3 separate regions of the Homo sapiens genome follow, and all the other regions are linked to region 2. The links are chromatin loops, found by intact Hi-C in ENCODE. Cell type or tissue: IMR-90. All regions are shown on one strand.

Region 1 (8,000 bases), 320 kb before region 2:
GATATATATATGTGTACATGGGGGGGAGACAGAGAGAGGGAGAACAAGTGAGCTTGATTGCCATTTGTCAACTAAGTAGTATGGGAAAATAAGGGAAAATAAATATTGCAGTAAGGTTAGCAGCTACACAAAGACTAAATTTCTTGAAGAGGTGCTTAAAGGTCTTGTACAGAGGAATACAATCCCTTGCACAAAGGAATACAAATGTTTAAAACCAAATACTTGGCTGGCTGGACATGGTGGCTTAAGCCTGTAATCCCAGCACCTTGGGAGGCCAAGGCAGGTGGATCACTTGAGGTCAGGGGTTCGAGACCAGCCTGGCCAACATGGTGAAACCCGCTCTTTACTAAAAATACAAAAATTAGCCGGGTGTGGTGACACATGCCTGTAATTCCAGCTACTTGGGAGGCTGAGGCAGGGGAATTGCTCCAGCCCAGGTGGCGGAGGTTGCAGTGAGCCAAGATTGCACCACTGCACTCCAGCCTGTGTGACAGGGCGAGACTCCAACTCAAAAAACAAAACAAAACAAAACAAAAACCAAATACTTGGATAGATGACCACTTCATCAAATTCAACTTCATGTTGAATTAATTTAATTACTGGCATGTAAACCAAACATTATTGAGAGGTTATCAACAAATACTGCTCTGACTTGAAGCAAGAGAAAAGCCTCAGTCTACAGCCAGAGAGAAGGATGGCATCATTACTTATGCAATCATCTTTCAATTCCATTTCCTTGGCTCTACAAGTAAATGAAAAAGAAGAGATGGAATACAAAGTTTTTCATATATATGAGTTAAAATTTCAGAGAACTAAATTTTTGTCAATAAATACTAATAAATGTTCCATTGCCCAGGAGCTTAGGAAAGCCTTGCTACTGAGGCAAAAGCAGAGGAAGTGTTAAAGAATGCTATCTAGGCCAATCTCCCCAGGAGGGCTGAGAAATGCAAAACCTCTACAGTCCATCTAGTCAGAATAACATATTTCAATTGCTCCAAGTGTTTCTTTTTTTAAAATACTTTATGGTTGTGCTTTTCTTAAAGAATACAAAAAGCAAAGGCTCTGTCCTTCAAAATATCATACATTAATGCAACAAAAAGCTATTTCTTATATTCTTTTATTCTGCGTTGCATCCAAACATTGTTTCACTTTGATCATTCATCTCCATAAAATTTGAATTGCTAAATAAGGCCTACTCCCTAGATACCAAACTCCATACCTAACAAAATGGCAGTTTACAAAGGTCTTAGATACTATATCCCAAGAAGTATATGCAGCATAGAGGTGGCCAATATTCAGAAGCTACATTTTCTTATACTGCCCAAGTGATCATGAATAACCAAAACATTTGAAATGAATTAAAATTACTTATGGTCAGAAATGCACTTGAGGATAAATCCCAGGAATGCAAACACAGGAGAAAAAAAGTAAGTGTAGAATTCATTCTGTATCACCCAGTAATATTTGCTATAGTGAGTCCATTTTCAAGGCAGATTCCTAGGTTTTTAATGTTTGTAATGAAAACCTGGGGAGGGGAAGAAAAAAGGAAACACAATTAAGGAAAAACCTTTGAAACTCAAACAGCTTTTTCTCCCTGCCCAAGTAAAATAACTTTATTTCTATACATTTCTAATAGTACTTTATTCTTGATTGTGACATATATACAGAATCAATGTGTTAGTTTAGTATTATGCATCAAATGTATGTCAAAGACAGTAAGGTACTCCCCAAAAGGTGATACATGTAGTTTGAGAAAGAAAAATATGAGCTACTTCGTTAAATCGGGAACAGTGAAAATGCCACCAACTGATGGAAGTTGAGGTGGGATGTGTTGATGAAGATGTTTATAATGTCCAACTAACCTTACTTTTAAAATAATGCCTTTTGTCTTTTTCTCAGTATTGGATGTGAGTCAGAATGTGGGGGTGGGGGAGCTTCTTAAAAATGCAAATGCTTGACAACCCCCATCCAGAGATTCTGATTGAAGTAGTCTAGAGTGTCATTTTTGCGATGGTATTTTTAAATGACAGCAGAAAATGTTATTTAAAGATATTTGGGGACATTATTATTGACTTGGAAATGAATAACAATATCACCTAAGTCTTCAAAAATCATAACAAATAAACAGCATCAATTAATGAGATATAATATATTTGCAAAGTCTACTGCACTGTGCAAAATTCTTTCACATATTTAATCTTTTATGATCCTGACAACTCTGACACTTTCTATTTAGACTGCCTCCATTTTGCAGATGAGGAAGTTAATATGAGAAACTACCTTTTCACCATTTCATTTTACAGCTCTCATAAAAATGTACATAAGTGAACGCAGATCCTTGCAAGAGCAAATACGTTCCTCTGTCAGAGGCGTTTGAACCAGAGAGACTCCATCTTTAATAGGGGCTGGATAAAATAAGCCTGAGACCTACTGGACTCCATTCCCAGGAGGTTAGGCATTCTAGGTCACTGGATGAGATAAGGGGTTGGCACAACACACAGGTCATGAAGACCTTGCTGATAAAACAGGCTTTGGTAAAGAACCTGGCCAAAACCAAGAGGGTGACAAATCTGAACTCTGGTTGTCCTCACTGCTCATTATATGCTAACTATAATGCATTAGCATGCTAAAAGACACTCCCACCAGAGCCATGACAGGTTACAGATGCCATGGGAACATCAGAAGTTACCCTATAAGGTCTATAAAGGGGAGGAACCCTCAGTTCCAGGATTTGCCCACCCCTTTCCCAGAAAACTCATGAATAATATACCCCTTGTATTAATCAGCATATAATCAAATAACCATAAAAATGGGCAACCAGCAGCCCACACTGCTGAGCAGCCATTCTTTATTCGAACCTTCTTCTTGGAGTCTGAATCGGGACCCTTTTCTGGAAACAAATTTTAAAGGTTTCGTCCAATTGAGGTATCCCTATTTTTTCTTTATGCTTTGTTCCATTTTTCTTTTGCATAACAGTTATGTGGGAGGTGTGCATGCATATTTTAAATCTAATTAATAAGAGTCATGGGCAGATAGGAAACAAGAGCCACTACAGAAAATGCAGTCCTACAGATCTAAATGGAGGTCACCACCACCTTTTAAGAATCTGATGAAAGAGCTGGGTGCGGTGGCTCATGCCTATAATCCCAGCACTTTGGGAGGCAGAGGCAGAGGGATTACTTGAGTCCAGCCTGGGGTGACATGGTAAAACCTCATCTCTACAAAAAAAATACAGAAATTAGCCAAGTGTGGTGGCACATGTCTGTAATCCCAGCTACTTGGGAGGCTGAGATGGAAGGATCACTTGAACCCAGGTGGTGGAGGCTGTAGAGAGCCAAGATCATGCCACTGCATTCCAGCCTGGGCAACACAGTGAGACTCCGACTCAAAAAAAAAAAAAAAAAAAAAAAAAGTGAATTTGATGAAAGCGTTGTGCTCCCTCTCGAGGAAAATGCAAATACACAGAATATCTTACATAAAATTTAGGGTGTTCTGTTTTCTGTTTTGTTACTGTTTTAATAAATGAGGAGTTCTATAACAATGTGCTGACAGAATAACTTATTTTTCCACTCTAGTGGAACACAGAATTTGATTTTTCCACTACAACACGAGGCTTATATAAAAAAAGAAGATCCTAAACTTGACCATACATACTCTTCTTACCTTTATGAGAGGACTCTGATTTTGAGAAATGCCGTGTGGAACTCTGCTGGTTTGTAAAATGAGTGTAATCCGCATCTTCACCATCTGTCATGATAGGTGGTGGTGGCCTAAAAGGAATCCAGAATTTAAAGGGGCATTCTAAGTAACGCTTACTACAACTCCACCCCTCTTACTGGATTGCAAGCTAAAAACATTTTCTTGTGAAATGAAAAGCCAAAATGCTTCAGAATTCACACTGTAGTTCCTGGACAGTTGCATGGCCTTGAATAAATTATTTATCTTCCCGTTCCTTTGTTTTGATGTCATAATTCAATACAAACAATTATCTCCTCAACAACTAATACATGTTAGGAACTGGGCTAAATAAACAAAGATTAGTGAGATGTGACTGCTGCCATTTATAAGAAATAAACTTTGTTTTGGTAGGTCTTACCAAGTCAAAGAAAAAATAACAGAATAAAGAACAGAAAAGAAGAAAATAATAAAGCCAAGGAAGAAAGGAAAGGAAAAAAAGAAAAAAGGAAGGGTAAGAGACAGAAAGGAGGGAGGAAACAGAAACAAAATTTCATGAGCAAAGTTCCTTTATCCACTAGGTGGCAAAACAGATCTTAATACATTTGCAAATTCTATGTAATACATTCGCAACTTTTTATGTCAAAAAATGTAAAAAAAAAAAAAAAGATATAATTTTTACTACTCTAAACTTTTTATTAAAATTACTTAACATAGATTTATGCAAACATGTAGCACTGAAGCAGAAAACCTCTCATTCTTTATCTCCCAAAGGTATACTCAAAGTTTGCACTAAAGGATAGCACCAGATTATCAAATTTATCAATATATCAAAGATTTATCAAATATAACCATACTGTAGGCCATTTTGTACATTTATATGTAAAATCTAGAAGGCATAAGTATTCTGAAGTTTGTAAAGTTATAGTTGGTTTGGTACAATGGGCTCTGTCATGTAAAAATAAAAGCAAGTGTTTCCAAATTTTTTATCTTGTCGCCATGCAATAAATCTTTCCCTGGGTATTCAGCATCCCGAAGAGGTCAGCATGGGATATAAACTGGCATATGTGCTGAGGACCATGCTACAGGTTCTACACAGATTATCTCAATTAACTTTCAGGACAAGTCTGTATGCTAATGCTAACTATCATATACATATTTGAGTCAGATTAGGTTAGATGAGGTAAATAATCTGTCCATTTTCACACAGCTGTTAAGTGGCAGACCCAGGGCTCAAACTCAACTGGATTTCAAAACCAGTGTTCTTAACTACTCTACTACATAGGTGTGTATTTTTATCAGGAGCAGCATCATCTGTATAAAAGACTATATGTATATATGTGTGTTTATATATATGCATTTGTATATTTTCAGAAGTATACTTTCATATGTTATTGTACTTATACTTTCAAATATCATTTCATGCATCTGTTTTATATATATATATATAAAAGTAATGGAAACATAGTGAATAATGCATTTTTTCTAATTTTTATTTTTAAATCATTTGTTTACCAATATTGGAAATTAAATAGTATTTTTCTCCAATACCTGATATTTTTAACACTTATCTTTAATAAACAATGTAAGACTTGGTAGAAAAATTAAGACAAATCAGTCTGACTCTAGGATTAAAGAACTTAGCTTCAAAAAGCAAACAAGTGGCTTAAGAAGTGACTCAGGCCCAAGAAAACAGGGTTAGTAGTTAGAATGACCCAGTCTGTTCTTCTCTCTTTTATTAATGTCATTAGGCAGTCAAAAATCAGAAAGACAGACGTTGAGTGGAACTCACAAAAACAATCCATGATTAGTGCCTCACCATCAACTCATCAAGGAAAAGTATGCTAAAGTTATGAAACAAAGCACAGGATGCCCACAAGTTTTCTAGCATGTCCATGTAAGGATAAACAAATCAATCTAGAATGCTCTTAAGGGTACTGTTCTAGAATGCTCTTAAGAGTACTTCTTAAGTACTTCTTAAGAGTACTTCTTAAGAGCAATCTAGAATGCTCTTAAGAGTACTTCAGTGCTCTTAAGGGTACTGTTCTGTTTAGTTTCAGGTTACATAGAGAACAAATCTTGGCTTACTGCTGCCAAGAGTCCTACACCAAATTATTTTGTTATACCTGAGACAATTGTTTTAAAGTTACAGCATATATATCCAAGTTAGAAAAATCTTATTAACTAACTTTGTTGTACAGTTTTATTGTATTAAGACTGCCTGTTTCCTACCGTTCTCATGAAATCATTTACATCTTTAATTTAGTGATACAGCCAAACACCTTTCATAATTCACTTCAAAATTCACTTCTTTAAGAAACCCTCCTAGACACTTAAACCAGGATGTCTCCCTATGTTCTTATCATCCTGTACTTTTCATCCATAGCACTTAACACAATCATAACAGTTATTTGGATAATTATTTGTTTAGATTATAAACTCATGAGAACATGACAGAGTTCATTCTTGTTGACTGATGTGTACCCCAATTATGTGTGAGCAATTAATAGGGTGCTCAATAAATACTTGATAAATGAATAAATGGAGACAACTGTATTTCACATTAATAAGAATGCACAAGGAATAAAATGAGATTTAGAAAATATTTAATTTTCCTATGAAAAAATGCAAGTAGAATAACAAATAATATTAAAAGTATAAAATCCTGTAGTTAAAACAATTTGGAACATGGGTTGAAATTTTTTCCAGTTACAAGAGTTAGAATTCAGATTGCTAAGTGATCCTCTATTTCCTTAAAAACAGTAGAAAACTTCTTTCAACAGTGTTTTGCAGTTCTCCTCATAGAGATCTTTCACCTCCTTGGTTAGAAGTATTCCTAAGTATTTTGTGTGTGTGGTTATCGTAGATGGGATTGAGTTCTTGATTTGATTCTCAGCTTGAAGCTTACTGGAATATAGAAATGCTACTGATTTTTGTACATGGATTTTGTTTCCTGAGACTATGCTTAAGTTGTTTATCAAGTCTAGGAGATCATAGATGACACAAATAAATGGAAAAGCACTCTATGCTCATGGGTTGGAAGAATCTATATTATTAAACTGTCCAGGTCAGGCGCGGTGGCTCACGCCTGTAATCGCAGCACTTTGAGAGGCCGAGGCGGGCAGATCACCTGAGGTCAGGAATTCAAGACCAGCTTTGCCAAGATGGTGAAACCCCATGTCTACTAAGTATACAAAAATTAGCTGGGCGTGGTGGTGGGTGCCTGTAATCCCAGTTACTTGGGAGGCTGAGGCAGAAGAATCGCTTGAACCCAGGAGGCAGAGGTTGCAGTGAGCCCAGGTCGTGCCACTGCACTCCAGCCTGGGTGGCAGAGTGAGACTCCGTCTCAAAAAAAAAAAAAAAAAAAAAAAAAATGCCCATACTAAACAAAGCAATCCACAGATGCAACAACTTCTTATCAAATTACCAACGTCACTTTTTGCAGATTTAAAAGAAACTATTTAATTCACATGGAACCAAAAAAAGAGCCACATAGCCGAGGCAATCCTAAGCAATAAGAACAAAGGGAGGCATGACATTACCAGACTTCAAACTATACAAGGCTACAGTAACCAAAAAAGCATGGTATTGGTACAAAACCTGACACACAGACCAATGTAACAGAGTACAGATCCCTTGAAATAAAGCTGCACACCTATAACAAAGGGATTTTTGACAAAGTTGACAAAAATAAACAATAGGGAAAGGACACCTTATTCAAAAAATGGTGCTGGGAAAACTGGCTGACCATATGCAGAAGAATGAAACTGGACCCATACCTCTCACCATATACAAAAAATTCAAGACCTTAAACTATAAAAATTTTAGAAGAAAACCTAGGAAAGACTATTCTCAACACTGGCCAAGGCAAATAATTTAAGAAGACCCCCAAAACAAATAAACAAATATAACAAAATCAAAAACAGACAAATAGGACTTAATGTAACTAAAGATTTCTGCAAAGCAAAAGAAACTACAGAGTAAAGAGACAACCTACAGAATGGGAGAAAATATTTGCAAATTATGCATCCAACAAAGGATTAATATCTGGACTCTTTAGGGAAGTTAAACAAATGAACAAGGAAAAAACAACCCTATTAAAAAGTGAGCAAAAATATGAACAGACACTTCTCAAAAGAAATACAAGCAGCCAAAAAACATGAAAAATGCTCAACATAACTAATTATCAGAGACGCAAATCAAAACCACAATGAGATACTATCTGACAACAATTAGAATGGCTATGAAAAAGTCAAACAATAACAGATGTTAGCATGGATGCAGAGAAAGGGGAACACCACTTTTACACTGTTGATGGGAATTCA
Region 2 (8,000 bases):
GAGGTCAGGAGTTCGAGACCAACATAGCAAAACCCCGTCTCTCCTGAAAATACAAAAATTAGCCTGGCTTGGTGACGCGCACCTGTAATCCCAGCTACTCGGAAGGCTGAGGTAGGAGAACCACTTGAACCCGAGAGGCAGACGTTGCAGCTAGCTGAGACCGTGCCACAGGAAAAAAAAAAAAAAAAAAGGCCTGTATCCCTTTATTCAGAGGAGAAGCTCTGACAGCAGATGTTGTCTCTTAGCATTGCTTTTTATAACCATTTAACTCCTTTAGGTCTAGAGCAGGGGATACATTGTACCTTGAGTAGGTTCAAGCAACCTTAAAGGTCATGTAAGGAGGTCAATTACTAAAGCAAACGAACTTTACTGTTATTTTAAAAGTAACAAGAAGACAGCATCCTGTGCCTGGCTCCAATGCTGATAAATTATGTAGTTATCAACAAGTACTTTAAATATATGGCCTTTTCTGTACCAATAAAATGAGGCAGCCGTACATTCTCTCTATTGTAAGAAATGTTCCTGGCCATACAAATATCTGGGTTCAAGTCAAAGGCATGACTGCATTGTGAAATCTTGGACAGTAATTATACATATACTCCTATTGAAACGAATTCCCAATTGCAAAATGCCACAATTCGATTAGTCTTTTTCAGGTGGAAGTTTCTATGGGACACTGACTTAGAAACGTGATGTTGTGAAGAACTATTGAAAAGCACATATGAAGGTACCGTAGTAACTAAACTAGAAGAATTGAAGCAAGCTCTACCAATTACTCTCTGTAAATTAACTTTATTTAATGTCATTCAAAAATAATTATATAGCATCCTTATTATTTCCCTTTAATAAATATTCATTGCCCTTGACCTCAAAAGGCCGACATAGTATGGAAAAGGAAAATAAACCTTACAGGAGTGAAATAACAGAATGCCATGAGAACCCAAGGGAGAGATGGATACAGTCTGCAGCTGTTTACCAATTATAGTGTGAAGTCATATATAGAAAGATATTTTCCATATTGTTCATTACGTTTCATGTCTGATAATTTCAGGATTAGCCACTTACTTAGTCCAAATCTGAATAGAAGGTTTATCATTTGAATGACAAAATCATATTTTGACCATTAACTTTTCTAATAGTAAATAGTATAGGAGAAGTTAGAAACTAGACTTAAACTTTAAACTTGGCTACACTAAAAAAGGACAATACCCAGTGCAGAGAAAAGAGTCCTGGGCTAAGAGTCAGAAAACTTGGATTTCACTCCATATCTGTCAAGAAGTAAGTCTTGGGCAAGTAACTCTCCAACTCTGGGAGGTCAGTAGTAGTTTATAATCTATAAAAAAGTTCTATAAGATTATTTGAAAGATGCCTTGAGTTCTACATCTATAAACTAACTTATAGGTTATTATATCCATGTTAATAGGCCGATACTCTAAATCAATATAATTTAATGTTTATAACAAGCAAATACAAGTCAACATGCTTAGTATTCTGAAAGTTTTACACAGAGATAATATTTTTACTTCTTCAGTGAGTAAGAGAATGTCATAAAAAGTTAAATCACGATAAATATCCATTATTCAATGTAAACTGAGGGTCATATATTTCTGGCAAGAAGAATTAGGAGGAACTCCTCCCTGTACAAACCCATCTGCATCACCATCTGTTTGGCGGGGGGAAAAAAAAAGCATTTCCTGAGAAGAAAAAGAGCCTGAATACTGACAATCTGAATGCTCAGACTAAACCTACATATTAAATACTTTCTGTGGTTTACCTAGCACCACTGAGTTTCAAGAATAATCAGACACACTGATACACAAGGACATCCCTGAAAAAGTACAAATACAAAGCGAAATGGTGGAACAGGGGGTAGCCCTAGAAATAAAGGTTAAGGAGGAGTGTTGGTTTTGAGTTTAGGGGAGTGCAAACACAGAAATAATTCCTGACTCAGACATACCTGCAGCATGTGTGTTTCCTGAGGAATAATGGTGTGTATTTAACCGGAAAGACCTATACCATTGAGAGATGTAACACATTAGTGCCCACTTGCTTGGGTTTTGCTGGGAGACATTCAGATAGACAAAGTGGTAAAATATTCTCCTCCTGTCACTAGAGCAACTTTAACTTCAGCAAATTGGTGAGTATTTGCACTGTGAAAGCAAGTACCATAAGCCAGCATGAGAGGCATTGCATACTTAGAGCTGTTGGAATTACGAATGGATACTAAATGATCTGTGTTGAACTGCTGAACTCATGATCATCATCAGAAGCGAGTTCCTAATTTATTAACTGGTAGCATTAACACTGAAAGATGACTAAGACTGATGGAATCAACACTGAGTTTCCTGAAACAAACACCAGGGAGAAATCTACTGAATACTGAAATTACAAGTAAAGCATGTGGAAACTCACAGTTATAAAATGGACATTAATACAAGTGGATGCATATTAGTACTAGCGAAGCATGATTCATTCAGGTTATACAGAATGAAGGGTAAATGTGAAATGGCAAGGAAAAAGTCTTGTGACTTTGATATCTCAGAAGAATTTAAGTGGATTTGGCATTGAGCCAAAGGTCCAGAGGAAGGGCAGGAAATTGACAGGCAGAAATGAAGAGGACACACGTGGTTGAAGGCTAAATAAGCAGAGTCAGGGAGATGAGAGGTAGAAAGCACATTTGGCAAAGTCTAGAAATAATTTTCATTGTCAAAGCTGATGAGTGGGGGGTGGTTTGGGGGAGTGGGTGACTGATGTCTAGTGGGTAGGGGCCAGGGATACTGCTAAACATCCTGTAATTCACAACATAGCTCCTCACAACAAATAATTATCTGGCAGGAAATACCGACAGAGCTGAAATTGAGAAACCTTGCTCTAATACAAACTCTTCTACTGACTTAGTATGCCAGTTCACCACTGGGAACGGTTTTAACCATCTAAATTTAACAACTTAACCATCACACTGCTACTTTATGCCAGAGCTCTCTGTGCTCTACCTGCCACCAGTGATGGAGTCATTGTTAGTTGTTGGGGGTTGGGTCATCCAGCATGATGATCCCATATCTATGTCTGCTCTCTCCAATCACTTCTGGCCCAACCGTTGCAGCTTGAGTTTACTGTGAAGCATACTCTGACTCAGAGATTAGTGTGAAGGAAATTTGTTAAGGAACGTTCTTGTGGTCAACCCTGTAGAAGGAAAGTAAGAAATCAGGATTATGCAGAGAAAGAAACTGAAATTCTGATATAGTTACAACAGAGGCCTCAACCAAACTACATGAAGTTCTGAAATGGAGACAATAGTTCATAGATGTCCTGAGATGGGGTGATAGGACAGAAAGAATCTTTATACTCGTGTATCAATTAGTTATTGGAAACAGGCTGTAGGAAGAAAGTTGCATGACCTTGTATGAGGTGACTCTCTTCAGCCTAGGCAACTTTTTAAATGTGCTGGAAGCTGGAAAATTTCTTCTGACAGTATTTCCAGGAGCTGAAGTAAGTTAATTATCTTGAAGGGAGATATGACTGTGAATTACTGCATCTACCTCATTGCCTTAGGTACTTTAGTAAATAATTACAATCTTTTCCTATACATTTGTTTAAAGGCAAATGAAAATATTATAATAGCAATTCTAATGATGCTCTGACAATTCATTGCCTACTTTCCTCATCTCCTTTTTCTTCCCTTAAATGTGTATGTCATCTAATAATTGCATGAAATCCATTCTTCTTTTTCTTCTTCAGGAGGGAGGTGGAATCATCTGAAAATTCTATGTGCTGATCAATCTCAAATTTCCATCTTTAAATACTTTCCCACATATTTAACTGCACTGAATCTTATTATACTGGTGGAGAGAGAGAAAAAACAACAACAACAACAGCAACAAAGAAAAAACAACCCCTGACATTGAAATGCTGACTTGGCACTCTCAGCTAGCGATATAATTCTCCTATTAAACATAAACAATTTTACAACATACTAATTCCAGAGAAAGGGTACATTGAGGCCATGATAAGATGAGAAAAAGCAAGGCTACTTACGTCATCATTTTGTCTAAGCACAGACAAAAACAAGATCACTGTAATATCTATCAAAAACTCAACTCCTCCTTTCTTGTCCTAAAGAAATAACCTCTATTTTTTACCAAGGATAATTTTATCATCATTCTGGTCTTCTCTCTCTGTCTCTCTCTCTCTCTCTATACATATATCAGATTTGTTAAGATGCGCAATCACAGAATTACCCTGCTTTCTGAAATTCCCACTTCCTTTCACCTTCTCCTAAACTCTCTTTCAAAACAAAGTCTAAACCCTATATTAAGTTCTTTCTACCACCGTCTCATGGAGACACACCATGATTCCCCATGAGACACGTCATGATTTCCCATTGCAATGAGTAATAAAACTAGTTTGTTCAATATAGATATGCTTCTGGTGTTTTTCTGGCTGAAAACATTGACAATAGACAGTTTGCTTACACTCACTGATGCTGAAAGCTTAACTGATATGATCCCTTAAAAGGACTGGACTTTTGCAGGAGAGAAAAGCCACTGAAATTAGATTCTGATAATTTGGCTGGACATCGTTTGTTTAGTTTTTATAGCTGTGATCATTCTGGCAAAATACTAGTTTTCTCTAATTGTTGGTTTCTTAATCTATTTGAAGGAATATTATTATATGGCGAGTTATTAATGTGGTTAATCCAGGCATTAACAAATATTTAACTCATGTCACCTTATGTAAGATTCTGTGCCCAATATTTGAGATAAAATGGAGAGCAAAGCAGACATGGACTTGCCCTCACAAAGATTAAAATCTAATGAAGGAGACAAATATTACTGAAATAACTGCCAAAAGCACGTGCAAAATTACAACCGTGGTAAGTGAAGCAAAGGCTAAAGCATGATTAAAGCATCTAATAGATAAATCCAACCTGGTTATAAAAAGAAAAAAACCTGAGCTGATGATATCTTATGGAAAATTAAAAATTAACTGGTGACATGAAGTAGTGGAGAAGACCATACTACACAGATAATAATGTGCAGAGGTTTATGCTGAGAGGACTCTGAGAAAGGATAAACATGCCACTGTTGCCCAAGTTGAGAGAGCAAGGGGGTAGGATCCAAGATAATGTCTAAAGGACAGGCAGGCAGGGACTGATTACATAGGCCATGTTAAAAATGTTGGCCTGTATCCTACCAGCTAATTCCTAGGAGCCTCTGGGTATTCTGGGTAAATTGCAGGACTCAACGAATAGTTGTTCCATTCTATTTGTATGTCATCTATGCTTTTCAATTCCATTTAAAACTGATAAAACTCATTCTTCTGAACTGGAATTGATGCAGCAGAGTTGGTCAGACAGCAAAGACAATTTCTGAGGACACTGCTTGATAATGTTTTCTGTGTCTTTAGGAAAAGCCTCTGTCTTGTAAAGGCATCTTAGTTCTGTCCACTCAGAAGACTCAGTAGCTATTGTATACGTATGTTCAAAAGGAATCATTTTTTCTATCCATTCACATTAATGAATTTAGAATAGTAAATGGACTTAAAAACTTTAGGGAGTCTTTGGACAATTTTATCTTTTACCATCCTACTCCAAATTTTATATTTGGGAAATTCAACCTGAATAATGAATATGTAGGGCAAAAACCAGGTTAGGATTTGGCCACTAATTCCCTTCTGAAAAGAAATGCATTGAAATTTAAGGAGTATATCAGGTGCTGCTCTACCCTAGTAGTTGGACAGGTATCTAACATGAAGCCTTGGAAATCAGTGCCATATAAAATGCCTGAATACAATTTAACAAATGAAACAGCAAATTAAATTAATAATAACAGAGAGAAGGCTCTTCATATAGACAGCAAGGGTGTGACTGGCATTTTTACCATATTCTTTCCCTTCTATCTTGATTAATTTTTCTTTTGCTGAGAAAAATTTTGTAATTCACATGGAGTCTTATGTTGTTTTTCACAACAAATTCTGCCCAATACAGTAATGTGACATTATTTTTTCCAGAACAGCAGAAGGTAGCTTAGATGTCTTATTCTCAATTTTCACAGTTTGTTTTCTCAGGATCGTAAATGTATTTTGCATATGAGAAAGATTTAAATGCTAGAGTTGGCTGTTCTTATTATTTCGTTGAAAACAAAAGAACGTTTGGATGTTCTATGTTTTTCCAACTTTACAGCTGTTTGCCCTCCTTTTGTTTGGGTCATTTCTTATAAACTCATCAAAATAGGGAAGAGGTAATTATTAAAAATGATTCCCCCATATATTTTAAGATAATCAATAAATCGGTTTTTTATCCACAATGTGTCTTGGTAATTCTGAAGGCTGTGTAGTTGGAGCTATCTAGGTGGGTTAGTGCTTCCTAAATCTGGTGACATTAACTGAGTTGAGGTCTAGAATTTTTCAAGCTGCAAAAGTGATTTAGATATATAGCAAGTCATTAGAACCAACAGACCAGAAGATCAAGTTACTTTCCAATTCTGAAATTGTATGATTCTAAACTATCAGCCTATGGCAGGGTTCATTTTAAGATGTCAAATTTTACTGTGATGTTCTGGTTTTGAGTTCCCTTTCATGGGAGAGTGCATGGTTTCCCAGGCGTTACAATGTTTTAACACAGGTACCTCAAAGAACATCTTGTTAAGAAAGTTTTAAAATGACTAACAGGAAAACTGTGCTGAGTTTATTAGTCACTGTGCCTTGTAAACACTATAATGATTCATTCTAGTGAATAATTCCAAGGTTTAAACTCCTGGTATTCCAGGAGTTGTAGGTATGAGTTGGAGATGGGATAACCTAAAAAGAAAGGCAAAATTATAATTTTCACAATTTGGGGTTATAAAGTACTCTGATCTCTCAGTCTAGCCACTATAAATCTACCTTTGCTTGGATTTAATTGATTACTTCATAATGGTTATCTTAACCATACTAAAACCTGTGAAATCAGACATCTTAAAACGTGTTCCAAGAAACATTTCAATTCAGTCTGAAAACCATCTCAAATAGTCTCAGAGATGTGATTTCTACTCAGAACCTTGGCCTACCACTGCCCATACTCCTCCTCTGACACACTTACAATATTGCATTGCTTTGGTAGGGTGCTAGTGTGCATGATTTGTCTTTCTTTTACAGAGTCAGTTTTTTAAATGCTTGCATTGTTCCTTTTTTGTTTTTTGTTTGATCTCTACATTCAATTAAATTAAACCAGAAACCAGGTTCTCATCTGAGCATCTGAGTTCTGTGAATAATTTCCTATGAGGCTCTCAGAAATTAATACTTTAGTCAAAGCTTTTCTTTGCAAGCAACAAAATTATATATGACTAATTTAATCTGAGAAAGGATATGAAAACAAGGATATTCTATATCTCCAAGAAGACACAAGATCTAATGTTAGAGCCTATGAAGCCAAAACAAGCCTGAAACCATATCACAGAATGATTCTCATGATAATACTAGGATTGTACCATTAATGCCATCCATACTGGACACTGGGTTTACTGTTACCTGAAAGCCTCCCTTGCCAGCATGATTTTCTTCTCTCTTCTACATAGCTAGTTCCTGAATCCACACTTGAAACAATATACAAGTTTATGTGCCTATACTTTCATCCGTTTAAGAAAGGAGGACAAGGAAATCAGTATTTGGATTTTTTCTTTTTGCTTCCCTTTATAAGGGGAAAGATTCCCTAGATATAGAAAAGAAGATGTGATTTTGGGTAGAAAATAGTCTACTCTAGACATCTTCTTTATTGTTCAAATTCAACATATAACCTTCGGAAACAGTAAAATTATTTCCCTAGCTATCATAAGGCAGCTATATCTTATGCAACAAACGATACACTTCTGCTCTATCAGCTAAATTCTATTTCAGTCAGGACGCTTTTGTCTGTGAATGACAAAGAACTCAACTCCATTGGCATGAGACAAATGAATTTATATTCTTACGTAACAACACACATAGAGATAAAGCTGTTTGTTAATTTAGTAGCTCAGTGAGGC
Region 3 (8,000 bases), 70 kb before region 2:
GTGCTTACAGGTCACTGGCTGATCTCTGAATCACTCCTTAAATCCAAATTTGAGATCCAGTACTCTTTGTCCTTCTTTAAATCTCCTCCAGGTTCACCCCTTCTCATTTAGTTTATTACAGAAAAAAGAGAGAGATTTTAGCTTATTTTCTGCCATCAAGAGAGGGTTCAACTGTTAACATTTCCTAGAAATGATTTGCCTTTATTCTGAATTAATAAGGCCTTGGTCCTTAGAAACACAACAGCTTGTATTTTTTCTATGGAGAAAAGGAAAGTATTTTGTTTCTTGAGCTCCTCCTTTTTAGTGTAAGATGGAGCTGAAATATATTGTTGAGAAGAAATTAAGAAGAAATTAGCAGCAATAAAGAACAGGAAAGGGATTTCCAGGCACAGGACATAATACCTGTAAAGACTGTAAGATAGAAAAAGAGTTGAGTAGATGAGAAGGAGAAAGAAATCTGTAATGTCTGGAACATAAAAAGTGAGAAGAAAGTTGGAAGGAAATAGGATTGGAGGAACAGTATAAGGATTGGCATTCATGGTGCTGTAGAATAGGGTAATGATTTACTTTTTTTTAGCCTAAATGAAATGAAAAGAATATTGATGGCTTCATGGATACAGATAGATCATTTATAATTTTAATAAATATCCCTAATGTAATGGAAAATTGATGAGGAGGATGAAACAGTAGAAGAGGAAAAAGATCTAAAGAGATTATTGTAGGAATCCTAGTGAAAAAGAATAGTGGCTCAGATTAAGGTGACAGCACAAGAGATGAAGAATAGTGTATATTTTACATATTTAAAACCAGTGGAGGTAAAATCAACAGGATCTGTTGGTGAATGGATATATTTTAGAAAACTTGATTGATGGTGCTGGGGATTATATTTGACGAGGACATTTAAATCTGAGATGCTCATGAGATATTTGCTTAGAGATTTTAAGATGATTACATATTTTATTCTTTTCTAAGTGTTACAGAATTGCCATAATGCAAAACTCTCAAAGAAAATCATTTTATCATTTTTATATCTTCAGAACTGAGCATGGTACATAGCTCATATTAGGTAATCAGTATATATTACTGTTTATTCTATGAACTGTTGAAGTATAGGATCCAGATCTGATTTCTTATTTAGAGAATACTAGTGAATATAACTAATGGTAATGGTATCTAAGAAAATTATAAATTTAGAGAATGGAAAGAAGAGAGATGAGAAATGAATTTGGTGAAGTAGTAATCTTTGATCTTGAAGGCCTCATACGTGACTTCTCAATGTTGGTGGTATTGTTACCTTAAATCCTTATACCCTTGACTATTGCTAACCTTGGAGTTAACTTAAATCTGCTAATTTGTATAAGGATTACATACTGAAGCCAGTCATCCTTAGGGGAAGTCGGGAAATCAAACAGTCACTTAGGAGCTATTTATAAGTGTTTGAGCCGAATGATATCCTGAATACATCGCAACATGACTTCCAGGATATGAGTAAGAAGGCTGACTCATTTAGTCATATTTGGGTGCCACTTACATTTTCTTATTTCATGCCATGTCCTGTGAGGCACTTAAATTTTTCAAGAGAAAAAAATAATTATTTCCCCTTATTTTAGAATCCTTTACAAATAACAACCCTAAAAGGAATTTATCACTATTATAGAGAAGAGACTGATCAGACGGTGGTAGAATCTTGGCCTGGGAAACTAAAACAAATGGCAATGACGCTAACATTGGTCTTACAGCTGGGTTTCTGACTTTAGTTATACGCAGGGTGATTGTACGCAAATTATTTTGCTTTTTTGAGTTTTAGTTATTATAGGTTTATGTGATACATGATATATATGTATATGTGTCTATAAGAATATATATGTAATGCATGTATATTTATTTTCTTAGTTTCTTAATAATGAATATATATGAATATATATGTATGTGTGTATATATATTCATTATTAAGACATTTTAGATTCCCAGATTATTTTGTTTTCTATGTCACTACTAGATTCCAAGTGACTAGACATTATTTTGAAATCTTATGTCCAGGGGATAGTAAAATTTATCTTATTATTCTTTCCTGGTTGAATAGGTGATAAGAGACAATAGAAAATTCGGGGTTTTTAATACCACATGTCATAGTCTAAATGTTTGTATCTTCTTCAAATTCATGTGATAAAACCCAGTCCCCAATGAGATAATACTAGAAGATAGGGCTTTGGCGGGTGAATAGATCATGAGGGCAGAATCGTCATGAATGGGATTTGTGCCCTTAAAAAAGAGACTCCAGGGAGCTAGCTAGTCCCTTTCACCATGTAAAGATGCAGCAAGAGGACATCCTTTATGAGGAATGGGCCCTCACCAGACACCAATATGCTGGTTTCTGGATATTGGACATTTCAGCCTCCAGAACTGTGAGAAATATGTCTTAATTGTTGATAAGCCACACAATTTTTGGCATTTTTGTTAAAGCAGTCAAAATGAACTAAAACACCACAATAATACAAATAGTTTATAGGGCAATATTAGAGAACCTGTCAAACCAAAGTGCTCATTTCAGATCTAATTCCAGTTTAAAAAACATGGGAAGTAGTGCTATTTCTTCCCATATTTCCGGGCCTATGATAAAAGTACCAATGTAGAGAACAGATTGTGGCACTCAAGAAATATTGCTCACATTTTAGGATTTTTAATGGGTAGTGCCCCTAATATTCAACACAGGATTACATTGTTCACACATTGGATGTTTATAAACAGGTAGTTAAGATAAAGATTGTGTTACAGATAAAGTTTTAGGAATTTAAAGAAATCATAAACCTCAAGTAAGCTATGTGACTTTTCCAAGTCTTTGAATCTCTGACACATATTTTGCCCATTTATAAAATGAGGAGATTAGATGATCATTAGATAATCTACAGAAAAGAGTGACATATTTTGCCTTTTTATAAAAAAATGGGGATTAGTTGATCATTAGATCATCTACAGAAAGGAGCGTAGTATGCATGCAAAGTGTTATACGAGAACTGAATTTGAGTTGCATCATTAATGATGAGGAGTAATGAAACCGATGAAAGGAAAAAGTAGTTTCACTAGGGGATATAAAAGAAGCAGAATGTCAAAGTGGATATAAGCACGGTGTTTGTAGAACAGTGAAAAGACTTCAACATGATTAATCATCAGGTTCCATGAGTTTGGTCAACAGTTGACACAGTTTCCTCTGAAATCTACACATATTTCACCCAAATCCCTTGACAATTTAATCCTTTACTGGTCTTGGATTAAATCCTAATTCCCACTGAAGACAAATTTCATTCAGATCTTTGCTGATCCTTGAAACACATCATTTTGGTGCTTTGCAAAGACGAAGACATTGAACAGCGGTTTTGTTTTGGTTTTGTAATATGACATTTGGTAACTTCACCACTTCTCACATCTGGTTCCAGTTTGAGATGAAACCACTTAAACCTCCATGCACCCACTGAAAGCTGTGGTTTTGTCACAACACTTTGTCACAAAAATTGTATAAACATATAAACAGGGAAATAGCATGCTGGCTTTGTTTTAAAGTTTTGACTTATTCCTCTGAATTCAAATGAAATATATTCAGTAAGAACTGAACACGAACAAAATTATGCTAATCAGACCAGCCAGCAATGTTCCATGCTGCCATTAAAAATCTGTTTATATGTACTAGCATTCAATATGATTGTTTACTTCAGAGATGTTAACATACTAGTGGTTTCACCACTTTCTCTTTTGAAAAACTAGATTTTACCTTTTATTCCTGAGTTGGAAACAAGAGGAATAGCCACTTTAGTTTTGGATATGTGTGTATTCATAGCTAGACTTTATTAATATCAATCACTTTAACATCTTCACCACCTCTGGCTCACTAAATTTATGTCCCATCTTGTCCCTCTCAAGCTTAGAGTCCATCCATGCATCATACTGGCCTTCTCATCCTACTAATCTTACAAAACTGAAGTTGATTAAACTCAGGGCTCCTCCTATGTTGACCTAAAGTCATGCTGGAGGAAAACATACACACATTACTTAATGATACCCCTTAAAATGCATGCCTACTAATCTCAAGTAGACATTTTGTTCTGAACCAGGATCCATTTAGGGAAAAGTACTTCGTTCTTTATCTTTCTCCTTTAGAGGACTCTTAAAACTTCTCTCTCCTCAAACTACCACAATCACTTCCTTCCCAGGCTAACTCTCAGCTAATAAAATTGCTTTCTCTTTCACTGAGAAGAAAAAAGGAAATGGAAAAGAATTTCTGCAAGTTTCCATTACCATATCTACTTACCTGTGAATGTTAATACAAATACATTCTGCTTTCCATCTTATAAGTATGAATAAACCATTAATGCATTAGATACCAACTTTTATACATAAGCTTTGCACTCAATACATCACTTCTGCAATTCTCCTTGTCTCATTTCTCTCAACTGGGCCATTGCCAACAGCCTACAATTATATTAACCTATCTCCTGTCTCAGACAAATCTTTTATTGTCCATTTCTTCTTTTCCAGCTACTCTCCCATTTCTTTGCCACTTGTTATGACCCCGAAGGAGTTAATCTTCACTAATTCTTCTCCAATTTTTCTTTCTTGGCCCTACTTTCCTGAACTTTTAACTTTTACCAGTCTATTCAGACTCCTCTTGTTAAGGTCACTAGTTACTTCTCCACTGCTAAATTTAATGATCACTTTTCAGTTCTCAAATTACTTAAGAGTATTTGTTATAGATGACCACTTTCTCTTTGCTTCACTTAGTGTTTGGGATTCTAATTCTTTTGACTCTCCTATTACTTCACTCTTTACTGGCATTTCTTTTCTCCTTTGCTCATTCTGTCTTTCTTTCTGAACTCTAAATTTTGCAGTGACACAGGGCTCAATTTTAGGCCGCCTTCTGTTCTCTACATAGACTTTCCCCATTGTTCATATCATCCAATGACAAGGCATTAAATAGCATGTATCTCCTGATGATTTTCCAATTTTTATTTTTAGCCCGGCCATTTTTCTTGAGCTCTAGCCTCACATATCACTCATATAATCCAGCTGCCTATTCAAAATCTCCACTTAGTTATAAATAGGCATCACAAACTTACTATGTCTTTTATGAACTGAATGTTGATGTCCCTTCAAAATTTATATGTTGAAATTCTAATCCCCAATTTCCTGGTGTTTGGAGATTGGGCCTTTTGTAGGTAAGTAGGGTTGGATTAGGTCATGAGAATAAGGCTGTCATGATAGGATTAATGCCCTTATTAAAAGATCAGACAAAGTTACCTTTTTCTCTGCTTTCAGCCACATGAGAATACAATAAAAATATTGCCATCTACAAACCAGGAAGAGTGGCCTAACCAGAAACTAAAGCCAATAGTTCCTTGATCTTGGACTTCCCAGCTTGTAGAACTGTGAAATGCAAATGTTTGTTGTTCAAGCCATCTGTGGTTAACTTATTTTAGGTGTCCAAACTGACTAAGACAATGTCTAAAACTGACATCTAGTTTGCCTAACAAATACTTGTTCTCCCTCATCCAAAAGAATAGCAAGTCTATTCTTCGAGTTACTTTGGCTACAAAACTTGGTGTCAATCTTATTCCTCTCTTGTGCATTATTTGATTCATTATGAAATCCAATCAGTTTAAAGTACATCCAGGATTTTAACCATTCTCATCACTTCCTCCATAAACTCCCAGCTCCAAGTCACCATTACCTCATACCTGGAAAACTTCAGTAGCCCACTATTTGGTCTTTCTGCTTTTGTCCTGGCCCCGATTTCTTTGACTCTTCTCGACACCATAGTCATAGTGTCCCTTGAAAATAAAAGTCAGCTATTTCTACTGTTTTGTTCATTATCGTCCAATGGCTTCCCATTTTGCTTTTTACCTACACGGTACTGAGTGTCTATATCTCCTCCTCCCACTCCACCTCTCTGACCTCATCTCCTGTTACTTGTCTGCTCCCTTCTAATATTTAAGTTATAAAAGTCTCTTTACACTTTTTTTTTGTTTTTGAGATGGAGTCTCGCTCTGTTGCCAGGCTGGAGTGCTGTGGCGCGATCTCGGCTCACTGCAACCTCTGCCTCCCGAGTAGCTGGGACTACAGACGTGCACCACCACGCCCGGCTAATTTTTTGTATGGGGTTTCACCATGTTAGCCAGGATAGTCTCGAATTCCTCACCTGGTGATCCGCCCGCTCCGGCCTCCCAAAGTGCTGGGATTACGGGTGTGAGCCACTGTGCCCGGCCGTAACATTCTCTTTACGCTTTTTTTTTTTTTTTTTTTTTTTTGAGACGGAGTTTCTCTCTTGTTGCCCAGGCTGGAGTGCAATGGCGCGATCTCGGCTCATCGCAACCTCCGCCTCCCAGGTTCAAGCGATTGTTCTGCCTCAGCCTCCCGAGTAGCTGGAATTACAGGCGTGTGTCACCACGCCCGGCTGATTTTGTATTTTTAGTAGAGACGGGGTTTCTCCATGTTGGTCAGGCTGGTCTCGAACTCCCGACCTCAGGTGATCCACCCGCCTCGGCCTCCAAAGTGCTGGGATTACAGGCGTGAGCCACCGCGCCCGGCCAACACTTTTTGTTGAACATTTCCGGTGTTTTCCCACTTTAGGGCATGCCCACCTACTGTTTCCTCTGCTTTGATGACCTTTCCCCGGATGTTCACACGAGTCCCTCTGTTATGTCCTTCAGGTCTCTTCTCTAATGCCACTTATTAGAGAGACCTTTATTGACCACCCTTCGTAAAAGTTTAACCACCTACAATATCACGCCCTTGTATTCTATACTCATTTGTTTATTATCTGTCTCCCCCTGCTGGACTGCTCCATTAAGAAGACAGATTTTAATTTCATTCAATACAGTTCACGAGCAGCTAGGATGGTTCTTCCCATAGTACTTGCTCAATAAATATTCACTGAGGGAATGAATACATTTTCTGTCACTACCTCACATATACGGACTGTATTATCAACACATGGATAAATGAAACTCCCTGTATTCCATAAAAGGCCTTACATTTTTCCTTCTGTCTTTATTTTTAGTACCCTACACTTTCCATTTCAACATGCTCAAATAATACCTATATTTCAAAGCTAAAATTACATGATATATCATATACAAAGATTTTACACAATGGAAGTTATATCCCTTCTTAGAATATCCATAATACTGAATAAATGTATGTACTTAGGGAATTTAGCACTTCCTTTTCTCTCACTCTATAAATTCTTAGAGGACAAACACCAAGTCTGTTCCTCTCTACCTTCTCCCTCAACTTCAGACTCTGGCATGTAGGAGTTCCTTAATCATTGCTTCTTGAATCAATATAAAAATAAAGTTTTGTTTCACTAACGTATGGTGAGGGTATACAGAAATCCTTATCATAGGCCGGGCGAGGTGGCTCACGCCTGCAATCTCAGCACTTTGGGAGGCCGAGGCGGGGGATCACGAGGTCAGGGGATCGAGACCATCCTGGCTAATGCGGTGAAACCCCATCTCTACTAAAAATACAAAAAATTAGCCTGGCATGGTGGCGGCGCCTGTAGTCCCAGCTGCTGGGGAGGCTAAGGCAGGAGAATGAGTGAACCCGGGAGGCGGAGGTTGCAGTCAGGCGAGATCACGCCACTGCACTCCAGCCTGGGCGACAGAGCCAGACTCCGTCTCAAAAAAAAAAAAAAAAAAAAAAAAATCCTTATCATGGCTTCAAATCAGTCTTTCTAGAATCCAAACTGTTTATGTACACTGTGCAAACTTAAATTATCTTCCTTACGTGATCTTACCAATTCTTACAATTTTATCTTGCAACACCCCCATTTTGGTCACCATGCCTCTGTTATACAGATCTTCTTGCTTTTTCTAGAATCCTCCAAGCTGGTTTCCACCTTGAGGTCTTTGTCTTTGCTACTTTACTGCTTGAATTTTTATATGTCTTGCTGTTTGTAAGTTGATAATTTAGGAATCAGGCCAAATATCACTTCCTTATTTTATCTCTCT

The links. Peaks named below come from ENCODE experiments on the same cell type or tissue, not always from the same donor. Only the 100,000 strongest peaks of a DNase experiment are listed, where the experiment ranks them.
Region 1: it touches region 2 in a loop (2.8-fold over the local background); 3 of 110 quality-filtered maps call a loop at or near these places.
Region 3: it touches region 2 in a loop (5-fold over the local background); 3 of 110 quality-filtered maps call a loop at or near these places.

Annotation. Positions count from the first base shown.
Region 1 is chr3:191,385,266-191,393,265 of GRCh38, reverse strand. CCDC50 (coiled-coil domain containing 50) reads right to left here. Exons shown (of 12, transcript NM_178335.3): 11 at 3,664-3,770; 12 at 1-1,525. The coding sequence ends at 1,506. Among named protein-coding and RNA genes, the nearest start is that of PYDC2-AS1, 36 kb to the left of the region's middle. In IMR-90, a CTCF peak has its summit at 4,241 (motif pointing right); no DNase peak of the experiment used is centred here; H3K27ac peaks cover 461 bases.
Region 2 is chr3:191,065,524-191,073,523 of GRCh38, reverse strand. No RefSeq gene overlaps it. Among named protein-coding and RNA genes, the nearest start is that of OSTN, 130 kb to the left of the region's middle. In IMR-90, no CTCF peak of the experiment used is centred here; DNase peaks (open chromatin) are centred at 3,103, 4,373 and 6,683; H3K27ac peaks cover 457 bases.
Region 3 is chr3:191,135,363-191,143,362 of GRCh38, reverse strand. No RefSeq gene overlaps it. Among named protein-coding and RNA genes, the nearest start is that of OSTN, 60 kb to the left of the region's middle. In IMR-90, a CTCF peak has its summit at 6,810 (motif pointing left); a DNase peak (open chromatin) is centred at 1,452; H3K27ac peaks cover 143 bases.